Linked DNA regions of Homo sapiens: region 2 is linked to region 1. Evidence: read pairs that join two places in POLR2A ChIA-PET (ENCODE). Cell type or tissue: K562. All regions are shown on one strand. Links, peaks and the distances in the headings refer to the core of each region. The heading gives the core; the rest is flanking DNA. Region 1 has its middle 18 kb from the start of GTF3C6. Region 2 has its middle 10 kb from the start of SLC16A10.

Region 1 (5,379 bases), core at 179-5,178:
AATTAGCCAGACATGGAGGCACACACCTGTAATCCCAGCTATTTGGGAGGCTGAGGTGGGAGGATTGCTTGAGCCCAGGAGGTCAAGGCTGCAGTGAGCTGAGATCATGCCACTGCACTCCAGCCCAGGCAACAGAGCAAGACCCTATCTAAAAAAAAAAAAAAGAAAAATTAGACTTTGTCACCTACTGCCTACGTGAAGCCTTGGACAAGACACATTTGTCAGTCTCCATTCCTCCATCTGTAAACTGAGGGTGGTAATAATCTACCCTCAGGCTTCTTGTAAGAACTGAAGAAAAACATGAACATCAAGGATTTGACAAACTTCCTGGTTTATGATAGTTACTTAACTGGTGGTCATTATTATTAGGTGTCCTATTGGGAAAATAATGAGGTAACCCCACCCCACAAGATGAACAAGAAGAGACTGGAAGGCCAGGCAAGGTGGCTCACCCCTGTAATCCCAGAACTTTGGGAGGCTGAGGTGGGAGGATCACTTGTGGCCTCCCAAAGTGCTGGGATCCAGACCGGCCTGGGCAACACAGTGACAACGCTTCTCTATGAAAAAAATATTTTTTGTTTGTTTGTTTGTTTTGAGACAGGGTTTTGCTCTGTTGCCCAGGCTGGAGTACAGTGGTATGAACACAGCTCACTGCAACCTCGACCTCGTGGGTGCATGTGATCCTCCCACCTCAGCCTCCTGAGTAGCCAGGACTATAAGCGCATGCCACCGCCCTCGGCTAATTTTTAAAAAAAAATTTTTTTGTAGAGATGAGGTAGTGCCATGTTGCCCAAGATGGTCTCAAACTCGCTTGAGCAATCCTCCCACCTCAGCCTCCCAACATACTGGATTACAGGTGTGACTCACTGTGCCCAGCCTGAAAATTTTCTATTTTTAGAGACTGGAGCAGACACTACTAGCTGCCTTCCCTCAATTCATTGTCCTTTTATTTATTTATTTTTTTCTTTCTGAGAGAGCAGGAATATTGCTAACCACAGAACTACATTTTCCAACCTCCTTCACAGCCCAAGGGTGGCCATATTCCACAGTGTTGGTCAATGGGACTTACATGAAAGTCTACTGGATGTTCTTTTTGTAATTTTTTTTTTTTTGAGACAGTCTCACTCTGTTGCCCAGGCTCGAGTGCAGTGGCGCCATCTTGTCTCACTGCAACCTTTGCCCCCTGGGGTTCAAGGGATTCTTGTGTTTTAGCCTCCCAAGTGGCTGGGATTGTAGGTGCACACCACCACGCTCAGCTAATTTTTGTATTTTTTAGTAGAGACAGGGTTTCACCATGTTGGCCAGGCTGGTCTCTAACTCCTGACCTCAAATGATCCGCCTGCCTTAGCCTCCCAAAGTTCTGGGATTACAGGCGTGAGCCACCACGCCCAGCCTCTACTGGACTTTCTCTTTTTTTTTTTTTTTTTTTTTTTGAGATGGAGTCTCACTCTGTCTCCCAGGCTAGAGTGCAGTGGCGCAGTCTCGGCTCACTGCAACCTCCGCCTCCCAGATTCTCTTACTTCAGCCTCCCAAGTAGCTGGGACTACAGGTGCATGCCACCACACCCAGCTAATTTTTCTATTTTTAGTAGAGAAAGGGTTTTGCCATGTTGGCCAGGCTGGTCTCAAACTCCTGACCTCAGGTGATCCGCCTGCCTCAGCCTCCCAAAGTGTTGGGATTACAGGCATGAGCCACCATGCCAGGCAAGGACTTTCTATTTTATTTTCTCCTTACAGCTTTCTTCTACTTCCCTGGCACAGACACGTGGGGCTGGGGTGCAAAGGCCATCTTTTGATCAGGAGAGACAATGAGCAGAATAGAAGACAGAAAACATAAGATACAAGAAGAAGAGACACTGGTGACATGATGGAGACACTGCCGCTCAAGACTACCTACTCTAATTACCTATGTGAGAAGACTAAACCCATGTGGTGAAAAAAAAAGAAAAGAGAGACATAATCGTCAAAGACCGAGAAGCAAAAGTCAGCCTGGCAAAGAAAACAGCATTAGCAAAGGCCCAGTGGCAAAGAGAATATAAGGCAGGATGTAGAGTTTCAATAAATCATCTTGGTTGGAACAAAAGGGCCAGTTGGTGGGTGAAAAGGAAGAGTGTGAGGTTTGATAAGGTGTGGTGGGTTCTGATACAAGTCAAACTGTCATAACAAATGAAAACATTCATAACACCCTAAGTACAACAGTTTTGCTCTTATAACTTCCTTTCTTGAAATGTGTTGGTAATAAAACATTCTGTAAGACCAAGCTATTTATTCTTTTTTTATTTTTATTTTTGAGACAAGGTCTTGCTCTGCCACCCAGGCTGGAGTGCAGTGGTGCAAACACAGCTCACTGCAGCCTGGGCTCAAGTGATCCTCCTGCCTCAGCCTCTCGAATAGCTGAGGCCACGGACATGTGCCACCATGCTCAGCTAATTTTTAATTTTTTGTAGCGATGGGGTTTCGCCATATTGCCCAGGCTGGTCTCAAACTCCTGGGCTCAAACTCCCCTGGGCCTCCCAAAGGGCTGGGTTTATAGTCGTGAGCTTCCACACCCAGCCCTAGACCAAGCTATTTAAATAAGTAATATTTTGTAAATAGACTAAAGAGCAATGCCATCAAGATGATAGAGCAAATAAAATGGTATAGGCAATGTCACGGATGAAAAGGAATTTAGAGATATCTCTTTTAATTCAACCTCTCTTTTACCAGATAAGAAGTTAAGACTCCTGGCAATGTAGGGTCCTGTCTAAAGTTTTGACAATGCCAGACAACACTGCTGCCTCATTTACTAACAGTTGATGGAATCTTTGTGTTCACAACTCTACCCGAATTACACGACTGTTATTCTTTGAAGATCAATATGAAAAATATGAAACATATAAAAAATTAAAGAAAAGACAAAGACACTATACCCAGAAGATGTTGAAATTAAGGATGGGAAGTTTAGACTTGGATTGGGGCAGTGGTTGAGAGAAATAGAGGAGAGATCAAGAGACATTCCAGTTGAGAAAGTATTACCTGTACTACATTTTCAGGGTGACTGCCTGAATAAGGAGGCCATAAGAGAAGAGAAAAATAAAGATTTCCAACTGTGACCCCAGCATCAGAAGTGAAGGTTAATTTAGAAGTGGTGGTTGTTCAAGGGGAAAGGTAACAACACATTTCATCTAAAAGTAACTCTTGGCCAGGCACAGTGGTTCACACCTGTAATCCCAGCACTTTGGGCAGGCTGAGGCAAGAGGATCACTTGAGTCAAGGAGTTCGAGACTAGCCTGGGCAACATAGTGAGACCTCATCTCTTAAAAAAAAAAAAAAAAGAGTAATCCCAGCACTTTGGGAGGCCGAGGCGGGCGGATCATGAGGTCAGAAGATCAAGACCATCCGGGCTAACACGGTGAAACTCTGTCTCTACTAAAAACACAAAAAAATTAGCTGGGTGTGGTGGTGGGTGCCTGTAGTCCCAGCTACTCAGGAGGCTGAGGCAGGAGAATGGTGTGAACCTGGGAAATGGAGCTTGCAGTGAGCTGAGATCATGCCACTGCACTCCAGCCTGAGCGACAGAGCAAGATTCTGTCTCAAAAAAAAAAAAAAAAACAAAAAAACAAAGAAAGGTAATTATTTGAGGCCAGGTGAGGTGGCTCATGCCTATAATCCCAGCACTTTGGGAGGCCAAGGCTGGTGAATCATGAGGTCAAGAGATGGAGACCATCCTGGCCAACATGGTGAAACTATGTCTGTACTATACAGGTTTGAAGCTATACAGATTGAGTTATCCCTTATATGAAATGCTTGGGATCAGCAGGTTTTCAGATTTCTGGCTGGGTGCAGTGGCTCACGCCTGTAATCCCAACATTTTGGGAGGTCAAGGGGGGTGGATCCCTTGAGCTCAGGAATTTGAGACCAGCCTGGCCAACATGGTGAAACCCCATCTAGTAAAAATACAAAAATTAGCTGGGAGTGGTAGTGTGCACCTGTGGTCCCAGCTACTCAGAGGCTGAGGCAGGAGAATCGCTTGAACCCAGGAGGCGGAGGTTGCAGTGAGCCGAGATCACGCCACTGCACTCCAGCCTGGCAACTGAGCGAGACGCCGTCTCAAAAATAAAAAAAAAAAGTATTTGCAAGATGAAGTAGTTCTGGAGACCAGTTGCACAACGTGGATACATGTGACATTAATGAACTGTGCACTTAAAGTTGGTTAAGATTGTAAACTTTATTTTAAAAAAGAACTAAAAAGTACCTGTAATTTTTTTTTTTTAAAGACAGGATCTCACTCTGTCACCTAGTCTGGAGTGTAGTGGCACCATCTTGGCTCACTGCAGCCTCCCACCTCCCAGGCTTAAGTGATCCTCCTGCCTCAGCCTCCTGAGTAGCTGGGACTACAAGCCTGCACCACCATGCCCAGCTAATTCTTATATATTTTTTTGTAGAGACAGGGTTTTACCATGTTGACCAGGCTGGTCTTAAACTCCTGAGCTCAAGCAGTCTGCTCACTTCTGCATCTCAAAGTACTGGGATTACAGGTGTGAGCCACCTTGCCTGGCCATCTCTCTTTCTCTTTCTTTCTCTCTCTCTCTCTCTGTCTCTCTCTCTCTCTCTCTGTCTCTCTCTCTCTCTCTCTCTCTCTCTCTATATATATATATATATATATATATATATATTTTTTTTTTTTTTTTTTTTGTCCTTGAGATGGAGTCTCACTCTCTTGCCCAGGTTGCAGTGCAGTGGTGTGGTCTCAGCTCACTGCAACCTCCACCTCCTGGGTTCAAGCGATTCTCCTGCCTCAGCCTCTTGAGTAGCTGGGACTACAGGTGCGCACCACCACACCCAGCTAATTTTTGTATTTTTAGTACAGATGGGGTTTCACCATGTTGGCCAGCCTGGTCTCAAACTTCTGTCCTCAAGTGATCCACCTACCTCGCTCCCATAGTGCTGGGATTATAGACGTGAGCCATCATGCCCAGCCAAGCCCATGATTTTTTTTTTCTTTTTTGAGATGGAGTCTTGCTTTGTCGCCCAGGCTGGAGTACAATGGCGCGATCTCGGCTCACTGCAACCTCTTCCTCCCGGGTTCAAGCAATTCTCCTGTCTCAGCCTCCCGAGTAGCTGGGATTACAGGTGCACCACTACGCCCAACTAATTTTTGTATTTTTAGTAGAGATGGGGTTTCACCATGTTGGTCGGGCTGGTCTCGAATTCCCGACCTCGTGATCCACCCACCTCGGCCTCTCAAAGTGCTGGGATTACAGGCGTGACCCACCACTCCCGGCCTAAGCCCATAATTTTTAAAGTAATTGTTTTTATTAATTTAAACTTTTGCTCAATCTACTTTGAAGCTATACAGGTTAAGTATCCCTTATATGAAATGCTTGGGATCAGAAGTGTT
Region 2 (5,379 bases), core at 204-5,203, 140 kb after region 1:
ATTGGCCCAAATGGCTCTTGATCAACCAGGGTTAGTCATGGACCAGTTATCTGCAGGATTCTCCCCACATCCCATTTCTCCCCATGGAAAGGAACTATCTTTTATCTTAATTTTCAGAGGCCAAGCTTCAGGTGATCCTTCTCAGGGGTTGCCTAACTAATTGGAAGAACAAAATCCCCACAAACGTAAGATTTGAGGAGAAAAAGACCCCTACATTCCCCATTCCCCATAGGGTGCTCTTTTCTGTGGTCACTAGTATGTTAAGCCATAGCAATGGGGGCAGGTCAGGGTAGGTGAGAAGGAGGGAAGGCTCATCCGACCTCCTCTCTTTTAAAATAGAAATAGGAAATATTATGTCTCTACACGTGGACAGGAGAAGGTATAGGAGGTACTGAAGCAAGGCCATGCTGAGGCTCTGGAAGCCTGGGGTCTTGTTGCTGTCATGCTGTAGACGTCCGTGTAGTCAGGGAATAGTCAAATGTCCATCATTTCATTTTTCCCAGCCTCAGTTTCTTCATCTGCAAAATGGGAAGGTTAGACTGAATCAGTGTTCTTCAAACCTCAAAGCACAATCTATTAGTAGGTGGTGGAATCAATTTACAGTTTTTATCAACAGTTTTCAAAAAACGAAATAAAACATCAGAATGTGCTGTCTTGTACTTAGTAATGTAAACATTGTTTTGTTAGACTGTTGTTCCAATTGTGTGTGTTTGCGTGTATGTACTGGGTAATGACATCCAGCGTGTTTCTAACTATGAGTTATGGTAAAAAATGTTTTAAAAACACAGGAATCTGTGATTCTTGAGGTTCCTTCCACCTGGTGTTTTAGGTTTCCCTGTCTCTGCAGAAGGCTCTCTTTGGGGATTCACCTCCACTGTGATTTGGAAGAACAAGTTTCCATGATGCCATCCCACACTCTCCTCCCAAGCAGGCAGTCTTTGTTTGTATTGAGCCTGTGACATGCAGAGCCCCTCAGAAGGTGAGCAGAGGAGGGGGTGAGGTGTAACTGAGAGCCATGTTGTTAATGTGGACTCCCTGACATTTACATACACTGACATAGTTTCTTGGCATGGCGTAGGCCCTTCAGTTTTACAATGATGCTTTAGAAGAGTTTTTTGCCTTAAACAGGAGGTCAGACAAAATAATAAACTCCCTCCTCTAGAGGTAATATTGTATAAGTCCATGAATACAACATTTCAAGAGCTATTTATAACTAAGGACATCATTTTCAGCAATTGCCACAACAGCAGCACGTTCACAGTGAGGCATGGGTCACAGAGAACTTCTGGCCATTTTTCTGCTTCATTTCCTCAATAGTCCTGAGGCCTGAGGTCAGCTGCTTGTGAGGGGTTGAGTCACAACTTGCTCAAATCTTCTTCCTCCAAAATCCTTTTAACTTCTGCTATACTACAAGGAAACCGATTATTTTCACCAAATGTAAATTATTAAACATGCTTTTTTGGTCAGGCACGGTGCTTACCCCTGTAATCCCAGCAATGTGGGAGGCCAAGGCAGGAAGTCTCCTTGAGGACAGGAGTTTCAGACCAGCCTGGGCAACATAGCAAGACCATGTCTCTACAAAATAAGTTTTAAATGTTAGCTAGTGCATGCCTGTAGTCATAGCTACTTGGGAGACTGAGGTGGGAGAATCGCTTGAGCCCAGGAGAGGGAGGTTACAGTGAGCTATGATTGCACCACTGCACTCCAGCTTGGGCGATGGAGTAAGACACTGCCTCTAATTAAGAAATTTTTTAAACCTGTTTTTTCTTCTTCTGACAGTAAATTTAATTCTATTCAGTACACTTCAACAAACATCATAGGAAGGATCTGTGCTGAAGGGAGATCTTTGTTGAGCAGCCATGCTTTGGGGACACAGCATGGGGAGCCACAGGCCACAAATAGGACATATTCCCAAAGCTTGAGACCTGGTTAGGCAATGTTGCTGTATGCAAATGAAGCTGTTTAAATATCTAAACCACAGTTGTCATTCCAGAATATTTTCAAAGACTATGTGGCTCATGCCTGTAATCCCAGCACTTTGAGAGGCCAAGGCGAAACCCCATCTCTACTAAAAATACAAAAGTTAGCCAGGTGTAGTGGCGGGTGCCAGTAGTCCCAGCTATTTGGGAGGCTAAGGCAGGAGAATTGCTTGAACCCGGGAGATGGAGGTTGCAGTGAGCTGAGATCATGCCATTGCACCCCAGCCTGGGCAACAGAGTGAGACTCCTTCTCAAAAAAAAAAAAAGAAAAAAAAAAAATATATATATATGGGTTTCTTCAAACCTCATGAATAGCACTAAAGTATATCTAAGGTAAACTACAGCATGACTGAGGTAATGCTATCATAATAGAATGATGGCATATGGGGTGGACCAATTGGGGTTAGATGCCCAGGAATTGTTGTGGGTCCCTAAGCACAACAACAGACCTAGCCTCTTGAAAGCTAGCGACTGGACCACGGCCACACAGATGTGAAGTGACAGAAGCTCATCTGATTCCCAATGCTGGCTGGGCACGGTGGCTCACCCTGTAATCCCAGCACTTTGGGAAGCCAAGGCAGGTGGATTGCTTGAGGCCAGGAGTTTGAGACCAGCCTGGCCAACATGGCGAAACTTTGTCTCCACCAAAAATTACAAAAATTAGCCAGGTGTGATGGTGGGCACCTGTAATCCCAGCTACTCAGGAGGCTGAGGTGGGAGAATCGTTTGAACCTTGGAGACAGAGGTTGCAGTTGCAGTGAGCTGAGATTGTGCCATTGCACTCCAGCCTGGGCAACAAAGTGAGGCTCTGTCTCAAAAAAAAAAAAGCCAGGTGCAGTGGCTCATGCCTGTAATCCTAGCATTTTGGGAGGCCGAGGCAGGTGGATCACCTGAGGTCAGGAGTTCAACACCAGCCTCATCAATATGGTGAAACCCCGTCTCTACTAAAAACAAAACAAAACAAAACATTAGCCGGGTGTGGTGGTGTGCACCTATAGTTCCAGCTACTCGGGAGGCTGAGGCAGGAGAATCACTTGAACCCAGGAGGCAGAGGTTGCAGTGAGCTGAGATCGTGCCATTGCCCTCCAGCCTGGGAGAAAGAGTGAGACTCTATCTCAAAACATCACCCCACCCCCCCACCCCCCAAAAAAGAAAAAACCCAAGTGCTTTTGCCATTATAGCCAATGTTTTCTATAGTGGACTTGGGGAGACATCAGGGTAGCATAGCTTGATGACATTTTCTCTAAATATTATTAAATCTTTTTAACCTGGTTCTGAATCCCCTAAGAGCCTTTTTATAGTAATAGGTTTTGTCACACAGAGCTTTCCCCCTTAGAAAATAAGGCACTGTGCAACCCGTAAGAATACTCAAGTTGGCCTGACAGCACATGAAATTACATTTAAAAATGATATTGCAGGTTCTCAATTCATTTTACTGTAAATTTGCTTTCACTAAATCATTCTCTAGAGGCTAAATGGCTCTGGTGAGGGGAGATAATTCAATTCTGGAACACAAAGAGCTGAAGACCAGACTCTGGGCCCACATCACACCCCCAAGGGTGGAGTGTCCTGGGGGCCTGAGGGGTGTCCTGGGGGCCTGAGGGGTGTCCTGGGAGCCTTGGGCTGCTCTCTGCCCTGTCCTATAGACATACCCCAGCACAAGGCTGGAGAAATCTGATGGAACAATTAACAGCATAAAAACCGATGCCCAATGTTTTGCTTTTGAATACACCTAAGATAGGAACCAAAATGTTTGAGGACAGAAGTCGTTGCATTAAAAAAATGAAATGGTGCTGGGCATGGTGGCTCACACCTGTAATCCCAGCACTTTGGGAGGCCAAGGGGGCAGATCACCTGAGGTCAGGAGTTCCAGACCAGCCTGACCAACATGGAGAAACCCTGTCTCTACTAAAAATACAAAATTAGCCGGGCGCGATGGCACATGCCTGTAATCCCAACTACTCAGGAGACTGAGGCAGGAGAATTGCTTGAACTCGGGAAGTGGAGGTTGCGGTGAGCCAAGATCGTGCCATTGAGCTTCAGCCTGGGCAACAAGAGCGAAACTCGATCTCAAAAAAAATAAAAATAAAAATAAAAAAGAAAAGAAATGGTGAAGTTATTTTCCATTAGAAATATAAAATAGGTTGGGCATTTGTAGCTGCATCAAAATAAAAATTTAAAAAGTGTATTCATTTAAGATGTAGGATTTAGATGTAACATAAACTGTAAAATGAGAAAAAAATTTAAAGTTTTAAAAAATGCCAGTAGTTTTTGGAGAACATGTGGTTTTTGGTTACATGGATAAGTTCTTTAGTTTGATTTCTGAGATTTTGGTGCAGTGTACCCAAGCAGTGTACACTGTACTCAATGGGTAGTCTTTTATCTCTCACTCTCCTCCCACCCTTCCCTGGAGTCCCCCAAGTCCATCATATCATTCTTATGCCTTTGAGTCCTCACAGCTTAGCTGCCAGAGAAAAATTTTTTTAAGGCTGTGTTATTTTAACCTAGGAGACCTGGCTTTACTGTCAAATGCCAGACTAAAAGAAAAATTATCATTTAATGATAATTGAAGCACTATATTTAAATTTCCCCAGATTTCTCAAAAATATAATATACTACAGTGGTGGGATCAGATAACTATATAAAAACTTAATTGCTTTTTACTGCATTAGCAGTAACCAGTTAGAAGTTCTTACGGAAAAAAATTCATTCCCAAAAGCAGTGACAACAGCATTGGCAGCAAGAAAATGAAATGCCTGACATAATCCTAACAAGAAATGCATGGGATCTACATGGAGAAATATTAATAAATATCACTAAGTAAAAGCCAATTTCTCTGTTAGAAAATGTGAAGAACAACCACCAAGAAACAATTTATAAAAAAGAAAATACAGATGGTCAATAAATATGATCTTTCTCACTGATAACCAAAGATTTGAAAAAGAAACTAACAATGAAATTTCATCTTTATCCTAAATTGGCAAAGATTTAAAAATAATTATATTATTCAAGATTTCCTGCTAGGTGCAGTGGCTCATGCCTGTAATCCCAGCACTTTGGGAGGCTGAGGTGCACAGATTGCTTGAGCTCAGGAGTTCAAGACCAGCCTGGGCAACATGGTGAGACCTCATCTCTACTAAAAATAAATTAACAACAACAAAAAAAGAAGCCAGGCATGGTGGTGTGCACCTGTGGCCCCAGTTACTTGGGAGGCTGAGGTGGGAGGATAGCTTGAGCCCAGGGGGAAGAGGTTGCAGTGAGTTGAGATCATGCCACTGCATGCCAGACTGAGCAACACAGTGAGACCCTGTCTCAAAAAAAAAAAAAAAAATTCCTGGAGTACACTAACATGGGCATTTTGATACAGTACTTGTGGTAGTATGAATTGATAAAGTTCTTT

The links. Peaks named below come from ENCODE experiments on the same cell type or tissue, not always from the same donor. Only the 100,000 strongest peaks of a DNase experiment are listed, where the experiment ranks them.
Region 2: POLR2A ChIA-PET joins it to region 1 with 5 read pairs; 2 of 35 experiments call an interaction of 5 or more read pairs at or near these places.

The regions. Positions count from the first base shown.
Region 1 is chr6:110,937,543-110,942,921 of GRCh38, forward strand. No RefSeq gene overlaps it. Among named protein-coding and RNA genes, the nearest start is that of GTF3C6, 18 kb to the right of the region's middle. RefSeq lists a silencer at 810-1,010. In K562, for the core only: no CTCF peak of the experiment used is centred there; a DNase peak (open chromatin) is centred at 2,099.
Region 2 is chr6:111,074,847-111,080,225 of GRCh38, forward strand. No RefSeq gene overlaps it. Among named protein-coding and RNA genes, the nearest start is that of SLC16A10, 10 kb to the right of the region's middle. In K562, for the core only: no CTCF peak of the experiment used is centred there; no DNase peak of the experiment used is centred there.